Linked DNA regions of Homo sapiens: region 1 is linked to region 2. A link is an interaction called in ENCODE POLR2A ChIA-PET data of the cell type or tissue named here. Cell type or tissue: OCI-LY7. All regions are shown on one strand. Links, peaks and the distances in the headings refer to the core of each region. The heading gives the core; the rest is flanking DNA.

Region 1 (9,950 bases), core at 1,780-6,779, 200 kb before region 2:
GTTACAAAATGGGGATTATGGTATCTACCACAGAGAGCCCTTGTAAAGATAAATGAGTTACTACATGTAAAGAGCTACACTTGGCTCTTAATAGGTACCATTAGTGATGGTAGTGGTAATAGTAATATCTTTGACATAAACCAGACAACTCCTCAAAAGTGAGGTATTCTAAATGCCTTGAATAGCATGCATTCAAACAATATTTATAGGAACAAAAGAAAAAGTTTGAAAGAGAAAGAGAGGAAAAGAGAGAGAGAAAGAAAGAGAGAGAGAGGAAGGAAGGAAGGAAGAAAGGAAGGAAGGAAGGAAGGAAGGAAAAAGAATTTGGGAAGACTTACCGCCATTTTTGCCCACAGTTCGGAAGCATCTCCAGAAGGCCCGTAAAAATGATACCCTATTGTGGGGGGTGGCTTGGACGAAGCTGAATTCTCGAAAGAGAATGTGTGTTCCCTGGCATACACTGTTAAAACTGCAAAGAGAAAAGTCAAGAAGTCATTGTTAGATGGAATCCAGAAGGCTGGAATCAGAATGAAAAATTGAGACCAGAGAGAACCACTGCCAAAAACGGGGAATTTTTCTCCCCAACAAAACTCTGAACTCTAGATTAGACCTAGTCCTTCTATGGGGAAGTCTCTTCATATAACCATACCTTTCCGAAAACTCTTGGAGGCCAGTTCCTCTGAGTGCTTCCCACCTTCCACAGGTACACACAGAGGACATCTGAATCAGTCATTCGAGCAACGCATATGGAGGAAAGCCTTTTAGCCTCTAACTGGATGACACTGGCACTCATATCTTTCTTTTTGGAGAATACTTTTCCCTCTACTGCATTTGGAATTAGGTTTCCTTAAAGATATTATTTCTGGGCTGGGCGCAGTGGGTCACGCCTGTAATCCCAGCACTTTGGGAGGCCAAGGCGGGTGGATCACTTGAGGTCAGGAGTTGGAGACCAGCCTGGCCAACATGGTGAAACCCTGTCTCTACTAAAAATACAAAAATTAGCTGGGCATGGTGGCGTGCACCAGTCATTCCAGCTACTCGGGAGGCTGAGGCAGGAGAATCACTTGAACCTGGGAGGTGGAGGTTGCAGTGAGCCGAGATCATGCCACTGCACTCCAGCCTGATCAACAGAGTGAGACTCAGTCTCAAAAAAAAAAAAAAAAAAGAAAAAAGATATTATTTCTGTACTCTCCCTGGCCTATACCAGCTGCCATAAGGATGACATGGCTATGGGGACATAACTGGAGTGGCTGTTCCAGTTTGGGGTGGTTTTATATATCTCTCTGACAATAACCCCAGAGACAAATCCCATGTGCCAAAGGATATAAAGGGTCCAAACAGAACAAGAAAGGAAAATAGAAACAAGGGTATAAAGTGGCCCCTAAATGAGAGTATGAAGCAAAGCCCCAGGGCCCAAGTGAGTCATTGTTTAAGCTGGGCCAGGGAAGGGAAAAAAATATACTCCATTGCCTTTGGGTTTTCCTGCCAAAGAAATAAAGGCTGTAGAGCCTGGTGTAATCTAAAAGTGGAAATTCCACCGAAGAATAGGCAATTATCCAGTAATCATCCCTACCAGAGTGAACTTTAGGTTCCAGAAAACTTCTAAATTCCCTGACAAGTAAATCAGGAGTGGAAACATGTTAATCTTTGTGGAGAGGCAGACATTAAATTTGAAGATGGCAAGCAATGGGGGGAACGATGGTAATTCCAAATGCCAGTTTTCATTTGTTGACCATATAAAGGGGGGGAAAAATCTGACTCTGAATGGAACAGGAAAAAATTTCAGGAGGCATCTATTCCGTTTCCCTTCTCCTAGACCAACTTCATGGGAAAGTATCTAACTTGTCTTTAATATAGAGTGTGTTTTCATTTAGAATAAAGTTAGTTCCTTCCTAATAGTAACAGCACTGTATGAAAAAGCAAATTATATACTCTTCTCCTTTCATGGAGAGCTAGCATAGAAATCTACTTCTAAGACACCCTGAGGAAGTATGCGGACATCACCTGGCAAAAGATTAGGTTAGAAGAGGGGCTTTCAAAAGCAATGAAAGTGTTAACCTAACCACGCAGTGCTATTGTCTTAAGGAAAGGAAAATAAAAAATACAGCAAATGAGCTGTTATAGGTAAATGCAGTAGGCTACATTTCCAGCAAATGAAGTCTGAAATGATAATACTGTAGCCTAAATTTATGAAACTGTCCAGCAAAGAAGTAGTCCCAAATTGTGCTTCATATTCTAAGGGGGAAAAAGCTGATGTCTAGGTCATGGTCTAGTGAAATTATAGCTTTGGTATAGCTTTTAAAGACCATCTCAAATGCCAATTTTGTGTAAAGTCTTTTCCTGATTTTATCTCCCATGCCCAATTTCCATCGTATCTCACTTAAAACTCTCTAACAGTGCTCACAATTTGCTACTTTGTTTTAAAGTTACTGGACTTTCTCCTATTAGACTGTCAGTTCTATGGAGTAAGCACTTAGGCTGTACTCATCTTTGCCTCTACTATATTACCTGACTCATTACCTAACTGATAGTTACTCATAAATATTTGTGGAAATTGATTTAGAAAGATAAGAAAGACAGGTAAGTGATGCCAGGTAGAATGTATCTTTGAAGCTAGCCACACAGGAAATATTGAAAGTCTATATCTTACTAATTTTTCTAAATTCCAGGCTTTGAGTCTGATATTTTTATTATAATATTGCAATACCAGCTTTATTTTGATTGGTATTTTCCTGGTGTATCTGTTTCTGTGCCTTTAATAACCCTTCTAGGTCATTTTGTTTATGTATATCTCTTGTAAATAGCATATGGCTAGATTCTGCTTCTCTACCCAACCTTACAGTCACTATATGTTAACGAGTAGCTTTTCAGTGTATCTGATTAATTTCTGACCTGATATCTTATTTTGTCTTTCCCATTATCCATTCTTCTTTCCCTTTCCCCACCTTCTTTTCCCACCTTCTATTGTGTTAGTAAAGTTTTGTTTTAATTCTTTTCTACCCTCCCTGTTAGTTTGGAAGCTATAGACAAAATCTATAATCTTTCAGTATTAAAATTTAACATAATCAGCCAGGCATGGTGGTGCATGCCTGTAGTTCTACTCAGAGGCTGAGGATGGAGGATCGCTTGAGCCCAGCAGTTTGAGTCCAGCCTGGGCAATATGGTGAGACCCCATCTTAAAACATTAACATAATATTTATCTACATTGTTTTTCCCCAGACATTGTCTCCCACTGTCACCCAGTCTGGAGTGCAGTGGCCCCATCTTGGCTCACTGCAACCTCTGCCCTCCAGGCTCAAGCACTGATCCTCCCACCTCAGCCTCCCAATTAGCTGGGACCAAAGGCAGGCATCATCACACTCAGCTATTTTTTTGGATTTTTAGTAGAGATGGGGTCTTACCATGTTGCCCTGACTGGTCTCAAACTCCTGAGTTCAAGTGATCCACCCATCTCAGCCTCCCAAAGTGTTGGGATTACTGGCATGAGCCACCGCGCCTGGCCTATCTACATATTTTTGAAAATGTCTGAAAATACTCATTATCTTTATAACTCTCCAAAACAAGACAATGGGCCAGGCATGGTGGCTTATGCCTATAATCCCAGCACTTTGGAAGGCTGAGGTGGGTGGGCTGCTTGAGCTCAGCAGTTTGAGACCAGCCTGGGCAACATAGTGAAACCTTGATTTTATGAAACATTACAAAAATTAGCTGGGCATGGTGGTGCATGCCTTTGGTCCCAGCTACTTGAGAGGCTGAGGTGGGAGGACTGCTGGAGCCTAGGAGGTCAAGGCTGCAGTGAGCTGTGATCGCACCACTGCACTCCAGCCTGGGTGACAGAGCAAGACCCTGTCTCAAAATAAATAAACAAACAAAACAAAAATAAAAATAAAACAAGACAAAGCCCAAAGCACACTTTCTATAACTTATGTGCAGTCTTCTCATCTTCTGATATTATTTTTTAGAATGTGACTAGAATCTATCTCTTTTTAAATTGGAAAACTTTTTTAATGTGGTAAACTATACATAATATTTATCATTTAACCATTTGCAACTGTACAATTCAGTGTCATTAAATATATTCACAATGCTGTGCAACCATGAACACTATCAATACCCAAAACTTTTTCATCATCCCCAACAAAAACTCTACATCAATTAAACAACAACACCCCCTTCTGCCCACCCCCCAGACCCTCATAACCTCTATTCTACTTTCTATCTCTATATATTTGCCTATTCTAAGTACCTCATATAAGTGGAATCATGTAATATCTGTCGTTCTGGCCTATTTCACTAAGAATAATGTCTTCAAGGGCCGTACATGTAGCATGTATCAAAATTTCTTTCTTTCTTTCCCTCCTTCCTTCTTTCCTTCCTTCATAATTTTTAAATAATAGAGACAGGGTCTCCCTATGTTGCCCAGGCTGGTCTCAAGCCTTGAACTCCTGGCCTTAAATGATCCTTCAACCGTACCTTCCCAAAGTGTTGGGATTACAGGTGTAAGCCACTGCAGGGCCATAAATTTATTTTCTTTTTAAAGCAGAATAATATTCCTTTGTATGTATGTACCATCTATTGTTTATCCATTGATCTGTTGATGGACCCTTGGGTTACTTCCACCTTTTGGCTATTGTGAATAATGCTGCTATGATTTGTATACAAGTATCTGTTTCAGTTCCTTCTTTAATTCTTTTAGATGTATACCTACAAGTGCAATTGCTGGGTCATATGGTAGTTATAGGTTTAACCTTTTGAGAAACAACCGAACTGTTTTCCAGAGCAGCTGTACTATTTTACATTCTCACTAGCAATGCACAAGGGCTCCAATTTGTCCACCTCCTCAGCAACACATGCTATTTTCCTTTTTAAAAAACAGCCAACCTAGAAGATGTGAAGTGGCATCTTATTGTTGTTTTGATTTGCATTTTACCAATGACTAATGATGTTGAGCATCTTTTCATGTGTTGGCCATTTGGATATCTTCTTTGGAGAAATGTCTCTTCAAGTCCTTTGCCCATTTTTAAATTGGGTTGTTTTGTTGTTGTTGAGTTGCAGGAGTTCTTTACATATTCTGGATATTAATTCCTTATTGGATATATGATTTGCAAATATTTTCTTCTATTGTGTAGGTTGTCCTTTCACTTTCATGATAGTATCCTTTGATGCACAAAAGTTCTTAATTTTGATGAAGTCCAATTTATCTATATTTTTTGTTCCTTATGCTTTTGGTGTTATATCCATGAAATAATTGCTAAATTTAATGTTATGAAAACTGTCCCCTGTTTTCTTCTAAGAGTGTTGTAGTCCAATTTCATTCTTTCACACGTGGATATCCAGTTTTCCCAGCACCATTGGTTGAAAAGACTGTCCTTTCCCTATTGAATTGCACCTTTGCAGGAAATCAAATGACCATATATGTAAAGATTTATTTCTGGGCTTCCTAATCTATTCCAGTGGTCTATATGTTTGTCCTTATGCCAGGACCATAATACTTGAATTACTGTGGCTTCATAGCTAGTTTTATAGTTGGGAAGTTTGAACTTTCCAATTTTATATTCTTTTTTCAAGATTGTCCTGGCTATTCCATATGATTTTGAGGATTAGCTTCTTCTCTCAGTGAAAAAGCCTATTTATTTTGATAGAAATTTTGTTGAATCGCCAGGTGCGGTGGCTCACGTCTGTAATCCTAGCACTTTGGGAGGTTGACGCGGGCAGATCACCTGAGGTCAGGAGTTCAAGACCAGCCTGGCCAACATGGTGAAACCCTGTATCTACTAAAAATACAAAAATTAGCCAGGTGTGGTGGCGGGCACCTGTAATCCCAGCTTTTCTGGAGGCTGAGGCAGAAGAACCGCTTGAACCCGGGAGGTGGAGGTTGTAGTGAGCTGAGATTGAGCCACTGCACTCCAGCCTGGGAGACAGAGTGAGACTCCATCTCAAAAAAAAAAAAAAGAAAAGAAATTGTGTTCAATCAACCAGCCTGACCAACATGGTGAAACCCCATCTCTACTAAAAATACAAAAATTAGTCGGGCATGGTGGTGGATGCCTGTAATCCCAGCTACTCAGGATTCTGAGCAGGAGAATCACTTGAACCTGGGAGGTGGAGGTTGCAGTGAGCCGAGATCACGCCACTGCACTCCAGCCTGGGTGGCAGAGTGAGACTCTGTCTCAAAAAAAAAAAAAAAAAAAAAAAAGAAAAGAAGATAAAAGAAAAGAAAAGAAAATTGTGTTGAATCAGTAGATTGCTTTGGGTAGAACTGACATGTTAACAGTGTTACATCATCCTATCCATGTACTCAGGGTGTCTTTCTATTTATTTAGCTCTTCTTTAATTTCATTCAGCAATGTTTTATAGTTTTCAGTGTGCAAGTCTTTCACCTCCTCAGTTAGACTTATTCCTAATAGACTAAATCTTTTGGATGCTCTTTTAAACAGAATTGCTTTTCTTAATTTCCTTTTTAGATTGTTCATTGATGGTATATAGAAACAACTGATTTTTATGTGTTGCTCTTGTCCCCTGCAACTTTGCTGAATTCATTTATAAGCTCTAGAAGTTTTTTTTTTTTTTTTTTCTTTTGGTGGATTCTTTAGGATGCTTTTTATGCATAGGACCATGTAACCTGTGAATATAGTTTTACCTTTTACTTTCCAATTTGGATGTCATTTATTTCTTTTGATATCTACCTTTTCCTTTTTTTTCCTTTTTTAAAAAATTCACCCCCATACCTACAGGACAATATACCTTTTTAAATGTAAAAATTACCACTTTAGGCTGGGAGTGGTGGCTCACGCCTGTAATCCCAGCACTTTGGGAGGCTGAGGCGGGTGCATCATGAAGTCAGGAGTACAAGACCAGCCTGGCCAACATGGTGAAACCCCGTCTCTACTAAAAATACAAAAATTACCCAGGTGTGGTGGCAGGTGCCTGTAATCCCAGCTACTCGGGAGGCTGAGGCAGGAGAATTGCTTAAACCCGGGGGACGGAGGTTGCAGTGAGCCTAGATGGCACCACTGCACTCCAGCCTGGGCATCAGAGTGAGACTCCATCTCAAAAAGAAAAAAAAGAGAAAAAAGAAAAAAATGACTACTTTAAAAAAATCAATAATTAATTAAGTTTACCTACATTTATCAAATCAATTTTCATGCTCACTACTGTTTCCCACATTCTGCTCCTTCACTCTTGGTTCAATTATTTCTTGCTAAAGAAATAAGATCCATAATCCTTTAATAAGATCCATAATCACTTATCTGAAATCCTGGGACCTTTCTGGTTTGGAAGTGACAAATTTTGAGATTTTATAAAGGTTGCACAAACCAGATGTGATATAACACCTTCAGCAGGGTTGGGATAGCACCCCATGGATTCAAACATATTAAAGTCTCCACAGTGAAACATATAAGTATTCACACTAAGTGGGATAAACAAAGACCAAAATTAGCCCATGAACTAGTTTAGGTCAAGTTTGCCCCACAAATGAGGTTGCTGAAAACTTACCAAAGGACAACTTCAGGTTTTCAAAGCTTTTTTTGAATTGTGAAATTTATTAATATACATAAACCTGTAGTTCTTTCAGCAAAAGCCTGTGAGTGGTAAATGCTCTCAGTTTTCATCTACCTCAAAATATCTTTATTTTACCTTCTGGAGTGAAATTTAATTCAGTGGAGAATTCTGGTTGTTACTTATCTTCTCTCAGCACTTTAAAGATACCACCCAGTTGTCACCTCGCACCTATCACTGATATCAAGCAAACTGCTGTCAAACTCCTGCCATTCCTTTGGAGTTAATCATTCTTATAATTCATATAAACAATTTTCTTTATCATTAATGCAGATTCTACAATGTATCTACCATGTAGGTTTATTTTTATTTATCTTGCTCAGTACTTTAAACTGACTTCTGTTTTTTGTCAGTTCAGGAAAATTCTCAGCCCACATATACATTTTTTGAGACAGGATCTCACTTTGTTGCCCAGGCTGGAGTGCAGTAGCATGACCATAGCTCACTAGAAGCTTGAACTCCTGGGTTCAAGTGATCCTCCCACCTCAGCTTCCTGAGTAGCTGGGACTACAGGTGCACACAACCATGCCTGGCTAAACTTAATTTTTTTGTAGAGATGGGAGCTCGCTATGTTGCTCAGGCTGGTCCTCAAGCAATCCTCCTGCCTCAGCCTCCCAAAGTACTAGAATTATAGATGTGAGTCACTGCACCCCCCAATTCTTTTTAAAATATTGCTTCTTTGCCATTCCCTATATCATTTTCTTCTGTTTCCTATTAGATATACATTGTAGCTTTTTAATGCCTCTTACCTGTCTTCATAGTTTTTTATCTCTTTATGTTATTATCTTTTAAATTATTCATTCTCTATTCTGTCTGTTCAGCCTAAGTAATGCAGATTCTACAATTCTGCAAGATTCACGTGACTGCGCTCCAGCCTGGGCAATAATGTGAGATCCTATCTCAAGAAATACACATGTATATATATTGGCTGAGAATTTTCCAGAACTAACAACAACAACAAAAAACAAAACAGAAGTCAAAGTGCTGAGTAAGATAAATAAAAATAAACTGTCCAGGAGCGGTGGCTCACACCTGTAATCCCAGCATTTTGGGAGGTCGAGGCGGGTGGGTCACAAGGTCAGGAATTTGTGACCAGCCTGGCCAATATGGTGAAACCCTGTCTCTACTAAAAACACAAAAAAATTAGCCAGGCGTGATGGTGCATGCCTGTAATCCCAGCTACTTGGGAGGCTGAGGCAGGAGAATTGGTTGAACCTGGGAGGCAGAGGTTGCAGTGAGCCGAGATCACGCCACTACACTCCAGCCTGGGTGACAGAGCGAGACTCCATCTCAAAAATAAATAAATAAATAAAAATAAACCTACATGGTAGATACATTGTAGAACCTGCATTATTCAGGCTGACCAGACAGAATAGAGAATGAATAATTTAAAGATAATAAGTGCCTCCCAAGTAGCTGAATCTACAGGCGCATGCCACCATGCCTTTTTATATCTAGAGACAGGATTGTAGAGACAGGGTTTCGCCATGTTGCCCAGGCTGGTCTCAAACTCCTGGGCTCAAGTGATCCACCCACTTTGGCCTCTGAAAATGCCAGGATTACAGGTGTGAGCCACCTCAACCTGGCCTCAAAGTCAGTTTTAAATGTTCAACTATTTTTGTTTTCTCTGGAGTAAATTTATGTTTATTGGGTTTATTGACTATCTTTCTCAACATCAGTGTTCCTCATGTATTTTAGAATTTCAGCGTATAAGTTCATGTGAAGTGGGAGGTTTCTACTCTCTCTTGTGGACAGACCCTAGTCCAGAACCAGGTCTTGTATTGGATGGCTTATGGCTCCATTCCTGATATTAGGGATATCATACAGATTGTCACTGTACCCCTAAGGAGGTTGGACCACTAAGACCTGGCTGTAAGGCTGTCTGCTTCCTCCCACACCTCAAGGTTTTTGTTTTTTTAATAGACGGGGTCTCACTATGTTGCCCAGGCTGGTCTCAAACTCCTGGCTCAAGGGATTCTCCTGCCTCAGCTTTCCAAACAGCTGGGGCTACAGGTGTGCACCACCGCACCTGGCTAAACCTCCAGGTTTTATGTAAGCCATTTCTCAGGTAGCAGTCATAACTTTTTTTGAGTCTTTCTTAAAGTGGTGGAGGCAAAAGGGGCTAGCTCCAGTCTCCTGCACTGTGTGTATAACATTTTGAGTCTCCACCATTCAAGAAATGAGCTTTCAGTTACCTACGCCTTCTGAATCCAGAGCACAGGAGGCATGTGGTTACAGTCCCACTTACTGCATTGTGGTTTAGTGAGTTCCTAGTCAGATGAATTTATATTAATTTTATACATGGCTATGTCCTTAAAAATCTTAGAAAATTTTATGTATCATTACCATGTGTATGAAATGAATAAGAGGCCCAAGTCATGAACACTGCA
Region 2 (9,950 bases), core at 2,630-7,629:
CTTATTTTTGCCCTAAAACGTCTCCCTAGCTGTTCTTCGTGGGGTTTTTTTGTTTGTTTTTTTGCCTAATTTGCTTTTTCTGACCAAGCCTTGTGGCACCAGCAATCTCCAAAGTCCTGTGGTGGGAGGGCTGAATAAATAAAAATACAAAGAGGTGGGTAAGGAGTAGGAAGGTAGAGAGCACCACTGATGAGGCCCTCCTAGCCCATGGCAGACCCAGACCTCTTCTCCCCCAGGAATTAGAAGTGGCAGGAGAGAACAACAGGGGCTGGGAATGGAGGGGAGAATTTCTAGGGGAAGTTTCCTGAGTTGAAACTTCTCCTGTGGTTACTGGTATTGAGAAATCAGCTACCAAAGTGAAAAAGGACAAGATCAATTCTTTTCTAGTCAGTTCTAAGACTGCTAGAGAGAGATACCAGGCCCTTAGCCTTGCTCTCAGTAGCGTCAGCCCCAGTTCTGAGCCTCCCCACATTACACTTAACAAGCAGTAAAGGAGTGAGCACTTTGGGTCCTTAGACTCACGTCTGGGGAGGAAGAGCAAGTAGAAAAGTGGCATTTTCTTGATTGGAAAGGGGGAAGGATCTTATTGCACTTGGGCTGTTCAGAATGTAGAAAGGACATATTTGAGGAAGTATCTATTTGAGCACTGATTTACTCTGTAAAAAGCAAAATCTCTCTGTCCTAAACTAATGGAAGCGATTCTCCCATGCTCATGTGTAATGGTTTTAACGTTACTCACTGGAGAGATTGGACTTTCTGGAGTTATTTAACCACTATGTTCAGTATTTTAGGACTTTATGATAATTTAATATAAATTTAGCTTTTCTTAATCACCTTGCCTGGCTTGGAGTCATGACTAATCCTGCACCTGCTCTGTCTGGCAGACCCATGCTGTGGAAAACCTGCTTACAGACATCACTTTTAAGTCCTTTGTGGATGTGGGCACAGTGAAGAGCAATAAAGAGTGTGAGGTTCCTGCTGGAGTTTTCAGCTCATCTGGAGAAGACAGGTCGAGGCCAGAGTTCCTTGACTGATGAAACCTTTATTTCCTCTGGAAGAGGAATGGTAGATGGGTTTCCTCTTGAGTGCTGACTCTGACTGGTTGGTAGTGGCTGCCTGAGGGCCTATTCGCACCCAATGGGAAGAATGTCATATGGCTAGTGACATCTCTTCTGTGCACTGGAAGGAAATGTCATGGCATGTATACCATGTATCTTCTATTTCTGTTCTAGGTCTTTGTTACAGAACTTTACTTTGCCTTGCAGTGATGGTCACTGGCAAGACTATCTCATGTAGTAAGAAAAGTACTGGAGCTGGGGACATGGAGGGCTAATTCCAGTCCCAGATCTGCCACTAGCTCTGTTTGATCTTAGTCAACTTTCATAGTTAGTCTGAGAGTGGATCAAATTATCACTAGGATTTCATTTATTTTTAAAAGCTGTCTTTTCATAGCTCATCCACTACTTCTCAAGGCTAGAACAAGGAGCTAGGGATCCCTTCTCAGGTTCTCTGGATGTGATATCCCTCAGTGAAAACTGGGAATCATGTTAATCTCAACGCCCGATGTAGAATTTCATGTCAAGTCTCAATAGTTGATTTTCTAAACCACACACCATCTATAGGATAATATCCCCATTCATTCATTCATTCATTCATTCATTCATCTGCTATGGGCTAGGCACTGCCCATGCCTAAACAAAGACATAATCTTACAGAGCTTAGAGTCTAGCAACACCATTACCACCACCATCCCAAAAAAAGACAAAAAATGAAAGTAAGAAAGACTGAAGCTTCTTGTATTTAAGTGACCAGAGATCTGAGTATAAGCTACAGTGTATAATTTTTCTAACTGTAGTAAGGAGTAGGTGTGCCAGAACAAAAACAAGTAGAATAGCCCAAGGATAACCATCCCTCCAACCCCCACTGTTCTCTTTGGGAGGGAAAAAAAAAGCAGAAAAGGAGGACATCTTGGGATAAAACAAAGGTTGGGAATTCCTTGTCTAGTTCTCTGGTATAAAATCTGAAACTAGGGTCAGGCACAGTGGCTACACCAAAGTAATCTCACCACTTTGGGAGGCCAAGACAGAAGTAAGGAGTATTGCTTGAGGCCTGGAGTTCACGATCAGCCTGGGCAACATGACAGGACCATATCTCTACAAAAAAATTTAAAAATATTAGTCAGGTGTGGTAGCTCATGCCTGTAGTCCCAGCTGCTTGGGAGGCTGAGGCAGGAGGATTGCTTGAGCCCAGGAGTTCAAGGTTACAGTGAGCTATGATCACGCCACTGCATTCCATCCTGGGTAACAGAGCAAAACCTTGTCACTAAAAAAACAAAACAAAAAAACCCTGAAACTGATAAGTGAGCAGATGGTGGGTCAAGTTCTAACAAACTGGCCATATTTTTGCAAACTCACTCAAAATACAGTCACGGTCTGTCTATGGTGTATGAACAAACTGTGGAATCTAAAATGAAAGGATCTCTGGCCCATAGAAAGGACTCTGGATAAACTGAAGCTGTCACCAAACGTAGGCCTAAATTCAATGCATAGGAACTCAGAGGCAGCATCTACAAAAGCTGAGGGTGCACAGGTTTCTAAGTGGGTTCTAAGAGGGTTCTAAGAGGACCCAGTAATGCACTGATATCCAAGGTTATCCAGGGTCTCGCTCTGTCGCCCAGGCTGGAGTGCAGTGGCACAATCTTCTGCCTCAGCCTCCCAAGTAGCTGGGACTACAGGCGCCCACTGCCACGCCCAGCTAATTTTTTGTATTTTTAGGAGAGACGGGGTTTCACCGTGGTCTCAATCTCCTGACCTTGTGATCCGCCCGCCTCAGCCTCCCAAAGTGCTGGGATTACAGGCGTGAGCCACCGCACCTGGCCCTAAGTTGTCTGGTTTCTATTTATGGACATAATGATAAAAGAAATGTGGCTGAGTCCTTTTTATGGCTACGAAACAGTCTGTAATATATCTTTTCTTCAAATGTGAAGTTGAGTCGACTGATTCACTTAATAGGATGTGTGTTTTGGGATGTTTTTAGGCACTCTTTGTTTTGAAACATTCCCTCATCTGCCTACTTATTTTCTCTCCACACCATTCTCCCGTTAACCAGCTGCAGAGGCTAGCAGAGCTCAGCATAGGGAATAAAGTTTGATGTCTAGTCAAAGCTCCAACTCATAACTTTGGTCTCCTTGACATGGTGTTAAAACAGACCCAGACAGCCTAATTAAGGGTCATAGTTTAAACCCAAGGCTAAGTTAGCCACAAGCTACACAATCTGCTTATTTCATTTTATAAGACACAAAGAGCCAAGAACTTTCACGTATCTTGCTCTTCCTGATGGTTTTCCCTCCAGGCCCTAAAAGCCTGTTGATAGTCTTCTAATGAGGTCCCTATCTCTCCCTTCTCCCTCCTTCCTCTTTGGTGGCGCTGATGCTTCTGTGGTCAAAGTTCTTGGACAGCCTACATTTTGGGGGCTATGGAAAATGAATATGAGAAAAGAAAAAATAAAGGCTATTCATTCCTTCATTCAACCAGCACCTACTAAATGCAATCAAGTGCAAGCCAGGGTAGGCTTTGCAATCCTGGAAGACAGTTAAGGCACTAAAACCCACAGCCACTTGAAATCTGTATTAATGTCACCACTGCTATCTCCAGGGAAATAATGCAGAGGGCACCTGCATTGAAAGTTGAAGGAAGCTCATCACTGAAGCTGCTCCTTTTAGGCTGGAAATATGGATACATATCCCATGGTAGGGATGCTTCAACCAGAATTCAGCTTGTGATTACAAAAGAATGAGCACTGTCTCAACCCTAACAGGCTTTTCAGAAATGCCCAGCACAGTTATTCAGCAGCCACAGTATTTGACATTTGTTTCCTGTTTTCAGTTGCAAAAATACAGCATTCACTTTGATCTCTAATGCCCACAAGGGCTTCACTGCCCTCAGAGGGCAGTATGTTCATAAATATACTCCTTATGTAAAAGGACTACTGAGAAGACCCTGGAATAAAAGCACACGTAACTCCAATAAATACACAGATAAATGCTATTTGATGATAATCCTAGAAGGCAAAAGATGACTGGGCAAACATTTATTGAATACCTACTACGGGCAAGGTACTGTATAAGATTTCTACAAGGCCTTGTGGGATCTGCCAGTCCTCACCCCCCACTGTTATAAGATTTCTTCTGCTACTACCCCTCTACTGCATGCTACCCTGGGCCAGTGACACTAGCCTCTGTCTTCCTCAAAAACATAAGGCCTTTGCACAGTTGTTGGCCCTTGCTGGCACTTTCTTCCCCTAGATATACTCATGGCTAACTCCTTTGCCTTTAAGTCTTTGCTCAAATGTAATCTCAGTGAAACCTACCCTGACCACCCTTTCATATATAAATATTTTGTTGTTGTTTGTTTGTTTTGAGATGGAGTCTTGCTCTGTTGCCCAGGCTGGATCGTGCAATGGTGTGATCTTGGCTCACTGCACCCTCCGCCTCCCGGGTTCAAGAGATTATCCTGCCTCAGCCTCCCGAGCAGCTGGGATTACAGGCATCTGCCACCATGCCTGGCTAATTTTTGTATTTTTAGTAGAGACAGGGTTTCACCGTGTTGGCCAGGCTAGTCTCGAACTCCTGACCTCAGGTGATCCACCTGCCTCGGCCTCTCAAAGTGCTGGGATTATAGGCATGAGCCACTGCCCCTGGCCTCCTTTTATATACATATATATATTATAGTCAGCTGGGTGTGGTGGCTCATACCTGTAATCCCAGCACTTTGGGAGGCTGATGCAGGAGAATTGCTTGAGTCCATGGGTTTGAGATCATCCTGGGTAACATAATGAGATCCTGTGTCTCTACAAAAAAAAAAAAAAAAAAAAGGTGTTTTCATGCATGCCTATAGTCTCAGCTACTCGAGAGGCTGAAGTGGGACAATCACTTGAGCCCAGGAGGTCAAGGCTGCAGTTGAGCTGTGATCACGCCATTGCACTCCAGCCTGGGTGACAGAGCAAGACCCTGTCTCAAAAAAAAAAAAAAAACAAAAAAAAAAACCAACAACAGAAAGAAAACACAGCCTTTCCCTTGAAATATAAAAATCCTAGAAGAAAACCTAGGAAATACCCTTCTCATTATCAGCTTTGGCAAAGAATTTATGGCTAAGTTGTCAAAAGCAATTGCAACAAAAACAAAAAATGATAAATGGATAAATGGGACCTACCAAAAGTAGAGAGCTTCTGCACAGCAAGAGAAACTATCAAGGGAGTAATAGACAAGCTACAGAATGGGAGAAAATATTTGCAAGCTATGCATCCAACAAAGGTCTAATATCCAGAATCCATAAAGAACTTAAATCAACAAGTGAAAAACAACCCCATTTAAAAAGTGGGCAAGCCGGGTGCAGTGGCTCATGCCTGTAATCCCAGCACTTTGGGAGGCTGAGGTGGGTGGATCACCTGAGGTCAGGAGTTCGAGACCAGCCTGACCAACATGGCGAAACCCCATCTCGACTAAAAATACAAAAATTAGCCAAGCATGGTGGTGGGTGTCTGTAATCCCAACTACTCAGGAGGCTGAGGCAGGAGAACCTGGGAGGCACAGGTTGCAGTGAGCTGAGATTGTGCCATTGTACTCCGGCCTGGGCAACAGAGTAAGACTCTGTCTCTAAATAAATAAATAAATAAATAAATAGTGGGCAAAGGACATGAACAAACACTTTCAAAAGAGATACAAGTGACCAATAAACATATGAAGAAATGCTCATCATCACTAATCATCAGAGAAATGCAAATCAAAACCATGAGATACCACCTTATACGAGTCAGAGTGGCTTTTGTTAAAAGGTAAAAATTTAATAGATGCTAGCAAGGCTGCAGAGGAAAGGGGACACTTGTACACTGTGGTGGGAATGTAAATTAATTCAGCCACTGTGGAAAGCAGTTTGGAGATTTTTCAAAGAACTAAAAGTTGAACTACCATTCGACCCAGTAATCCTATTACTGGGTATATACTCAAAGGATAAAAAATCATTCTACCAAAAGGACACATGTACCCATATATTCATTGCAGCACTATTCACAATAGCAAAAACATGGAATCAACCCTTGTGCCCATCAATGGTGGATTAAAGAAATGTGGTACATATATCATGTAAAACTATGCAGCCATAAAAAAAGAATGAAATAATGTCCTTAGCAGCAGCCTGGATGCAGCTGGAGGCCATTATCCGAAACAAACTAATGCTGAAACAGATAACCAAAGGTTGCACGTTCTCACTTAGAAACAGGGGCTAAACATTGGGTACACAAGGACATAAAGAAGGGAACGATAGACACTTGGGACTACTAGAGATGGGAGAGTGGGAGATGAGCAAGTGTGGGAGTTCAGTCAGGCTGGTGGGAAAATTTTAAGATGAAGTTATAAAATATAGACACAAATCTTCTTGGAAGGCCGGAAGGTTTTGCAAAAGTCTCAGGATAGGGTTATGGCTGAAAGCCGCCTAATCCTTACTTTGAGTAAATAGCTTAAAGTAGATACAAAGGAATGTAGAGTAGTTTATCTGAATAGCTTGTTTACTCATGTGGTCTTAAGACCAATCTTTGATCAACCGGGTGCACAACCGCAGGGGGTGGGGGCGGGGTTGTTGGCAACCAGGTCAATTACCCTCTAGCAGTGTTTACTCAAAACCTTTGTCATTTAATCTATACTGAATAAATGCAAGCTTCGCTGGCTGATGGGGCCGGCTGCTACTCTTTACAGCACCTTCCTTGGTGTCTGTGAGGGGCCCAGACCCTTAGCTGGAGTGACAGGCAGAATATCTGTGTTAGTGTACGTTATTCAACCGTTGTTGGGTCAAGGTCTGTGGGACAGACCCCGGCAAGCAGGGACTGATAAACTACTTACTGTTAGGTACTATGCTCACTACCTAGGTTCAATCATACCCCAAACCTCAGCATCACACAATATACCTTTATCACAAATCTGCACATGTATCCTCGATTCTAAAATAGAAGTTGAAAAATAAAATAAAATTACGGTCTTTCCAACCCCACTTCCCTATCCCTTTACCTAGTTTTATTCTTTTTCTTTTCCCACTGGACATATTGTCTAATAACATACTATATAATTTATTTATGTGTTGATTGTCTACGTTTCCTCACTATAGTGTGAGCACCACAAAGGGAGGAAATTTTGGGGAGTCTATTTTATCTACTGATCATTGCAGTGCCTAGAAGAGTCCCTCCACATAATAGGTGCTGATAAATATTTGTTGAATGAATAAATGAGTAGCATCAGACATCTAATACTCACCTTAAAGTAGGGCTGCACCTAAGTCATCCAAGACAAAAAGGGATTTTGTCATCTTGTTCTAAAACTCTCCAGGACCCGGACTGCACAAACATCCTTTGTTAAGCCAATTCCTGATTACCATCACACCCTCTCCTTAAATGTAATCTTCAGTTTATTTCTGGTAATATTTAAATAAAGTAAATATGCCAATGACCAATGACTGAAGAAAACTATTTCTGTATATCCTCACCAATTTATCCAAGGTTACCATGACCATATTGCTTTCATTCCTTTCTTCTTCTCCTACATGTGGATCTGTCTTCATTGGCCATCCTTTCACTCTCTCCAATCCCCCAATCTGCAGTCTCATTCACTCTATCAATGTGATTCCCAAATCTATATCATTGATTCTGCATCTATTCTTCCAGCTTCCATCGTGTATTTTCTAGGCCTACTCAGATGATTCCATTAGAATGCCTTATTGGTACCTAAAAGTGAACAGGTTGCAATTTAAATGCCTCACCTTCCCCTTGAGACTGGCTTCTCCTGACTTCCTACTTCCATTGGGCAATCAAATCCTGGAATTCTCTTTGACTCACCTCCCTAAATGGGACCCACCCTTGCCTTTGCACCTAATCTAGTCAGTTGCCAAATCTTTCATTCTTTCTTGAATCTGCTCTCATCCTCTCCACTGCTAACACCTCATATCATACTCCTAGCTGGGTTCCCAACTCTAAACCATTTTAGACAATCAAGCTAATTAATTTTCCTAAAGTACAACTCTGATTTTGCCACCCTCTTGCTCAGGTACCTTTAATAGCCCCCCCATTATCTACTTAATAAAGTACCAATTCCATACCCTGGGATTCAAGATCCTTTAGGAATCATTCCTGGCCGGGCACAGTGGCTCACATGTGTAATCCCAGCATTTTGGGAGGCTGAGGCGGGCGGATGGCCTGAGCTCAGGAGTTTGCGACCAGCCTGGGCAACAAGGTGAAACCCCATCTCTGCTAAAATACAAAAAAATCAGCCAGGTATGGCGGCTTGTGCCTGTAGTCCCAACTACTTGGGAGGCTGAGGCAGGAGAATTGCTTGAACCCAGGAGGTGGAGGTGGCAGTGAGCTGAGATCACGCCACTGCACTCCAGCCTGGGCGACAGGTGAGACTCCGTCTCAAAAAAAAAAGAAAAAGAATTGTTCTTAACCTTCTGTGTCAATCTTGTGTTCCACTACTTCCCAACAAAATTTCAGTCCTAAAATCAACCCCACATGTTCAGTCCCATACATACGATGCACTTTGCTGTTTCTGCGCCCTGACTCACACTTTCCCCACTACTCTCTGCTCCTTCTATGAAAGAAAAAAGAAACACACCACGTTAACAGTAAAAATTCATTTCCCTCCCAAGTCCCACTCCTATTAAGTTTCTTATAATTCCAGGAATGTTCTAACCATTTTCAGGCATGCCCTCAAACACACATACGTTTATAACCATATATAATAAAATCATTCCACAAGTTCTGCAACTTGCCTTTTTTTCAATTAATAAAATTTGTGCATGTTTCTGTTCCAGCACATAGATTAACCGCATTCTTTTTAACAGTTTCATAGTGTTCTATTGAATGGATATGTCATAATTTATGTAAAAGGTTCCCTGTTGATGAACATGTAATTTCCAGATTTTTTATTTTTTTTAGAGACAGCGTCTCACTCTGTCACGCAGGCTGGAGTACAGTGGCGTGATCATAGCTCACTGCAGCCTTGACCTCCCACACTCCAGCAATCCTCCACCTCAGCCTCCCAAAGCACTGGGATTACAGGCATGAGCCACCATGCCTGGCCTCCAGATTTATTTTTTTATTTTATTTTATTTTTATCTTAAGCAGTGCTGGCTGGGCACAGTGGCTCACAGCTATAATCCCAACAGTTTGGGAGGCCGAGGCGGGTGGATCACTTGAGGTCAGGAGTTCAAGACCAGCCTGGCCAACAGGTGAAACCCCGTCTCTACCAAAAATACAAAAAATTAGCTGGGCTTGGTGGCACATGCCTGTAATCCCAGCCACTTGGGAGGCTGAGATAGGAGAATCGCTTGATCCTGGGAGGTGGAGGTTGCAGTGAGCTGAGATGGTGCCATCGCACTCCAGCCTGGGCGAGAGAGCGAGACTTCATCTCAAAAGAAAAAAAAAGAAAAAAAAAAAAGGGCCGGGCACAGTGGCTCACGCCTGTAATCTCGGCACTTTGGGAGGCTGAGGCAGGTGGATGACCTGAAGTCAGGAGTTTGAAACCAGCTTGACCAACATGGTGAAACCCCATCTCTGTTAAAAATACAATAAAAAATAATTAGCCGGGCGTGGTGGCAGGTGCCTGTAATCCCAGCTACTTGGGAGCCTGAGGCAGGAGAATTGCTTGAACCCGGGAGATGGAGGTTGCAGTGAGCCAAGATCACGCCATTGCACTACAGCCCGGGTGACATGAGAGAGACTCTGTCAGAAAAAAAAAAAAAAAAAGCCGGGTGCAGTGGCTCACGCCTGTAATCCCAGCACTTTGGGAGGCCCAGGCGGGAGGATCACGAGGTCAGCAGATCAAGACCAGCCTGGCTAACACAGTGCAACTCCGTCTCTACTAAAACTACAAAAAATTAGCCAGGTGTGATGGCACGTGCCTGTAGTCCCAG

The links. ChIA-PET counts read pairs that join two places held together with the same protein. Peaks named below come from ENCODE experiments on the same cell type or tissue, not always from the same donor. Only the 100,000 strongest peaks of a DNase experiment are listed, where the experiment ranks them.
Region 1: POLR2A ChIA-PET joins it to region 2 with 5 read pairs; 2 of 35 experiments call an interaction of 5 or more read pairs at or near these places.

What each region holds. Positions count from the first base shown.
Region 1 is chr11:47,042,907-47,052,856 of GRCh38, reverse strand. It overlaps CSTPP1 (centriolar satellite-associated tubulin polyglutamylase complex regulator 1), which reads right to left. Exons shown (of 9, transcript NM_024113.5): 3 at 339-469. Among named protein-coding and RNA genes, the nearest start is that of CSTPP1, 110 kb to the right of the region's middle. In OCI-LY7, for the core only: no CTCF peak of the experiment used is centred there; a DNase peak (open chromatin) is centred at 4,706; H3K4me3 peaks cover 934 bases; H3K27ac peaks cover 1,209 bases.
Region 2 is chr11:46,847,750-46,857,699 of GRCh38, reverse strand. The region is part of intron 2 of LRP4-AS1 (LRP4 antisense RNA 1); the gene reads right to left. LRP4 (LDL receptor related protein 4) reads left to right here. Exons shown (of 38, transcript NM_002334.4): 38 at 1-983. Among named protein-coding and RNA genes, the nearest start is that of LRP4-AS1, 6.3 kb to the right of the region's middle. In OCI-LY7, for the core only: no CTCF peak of the experiment used is centred there; no DNase peak of the experiment used is centred there.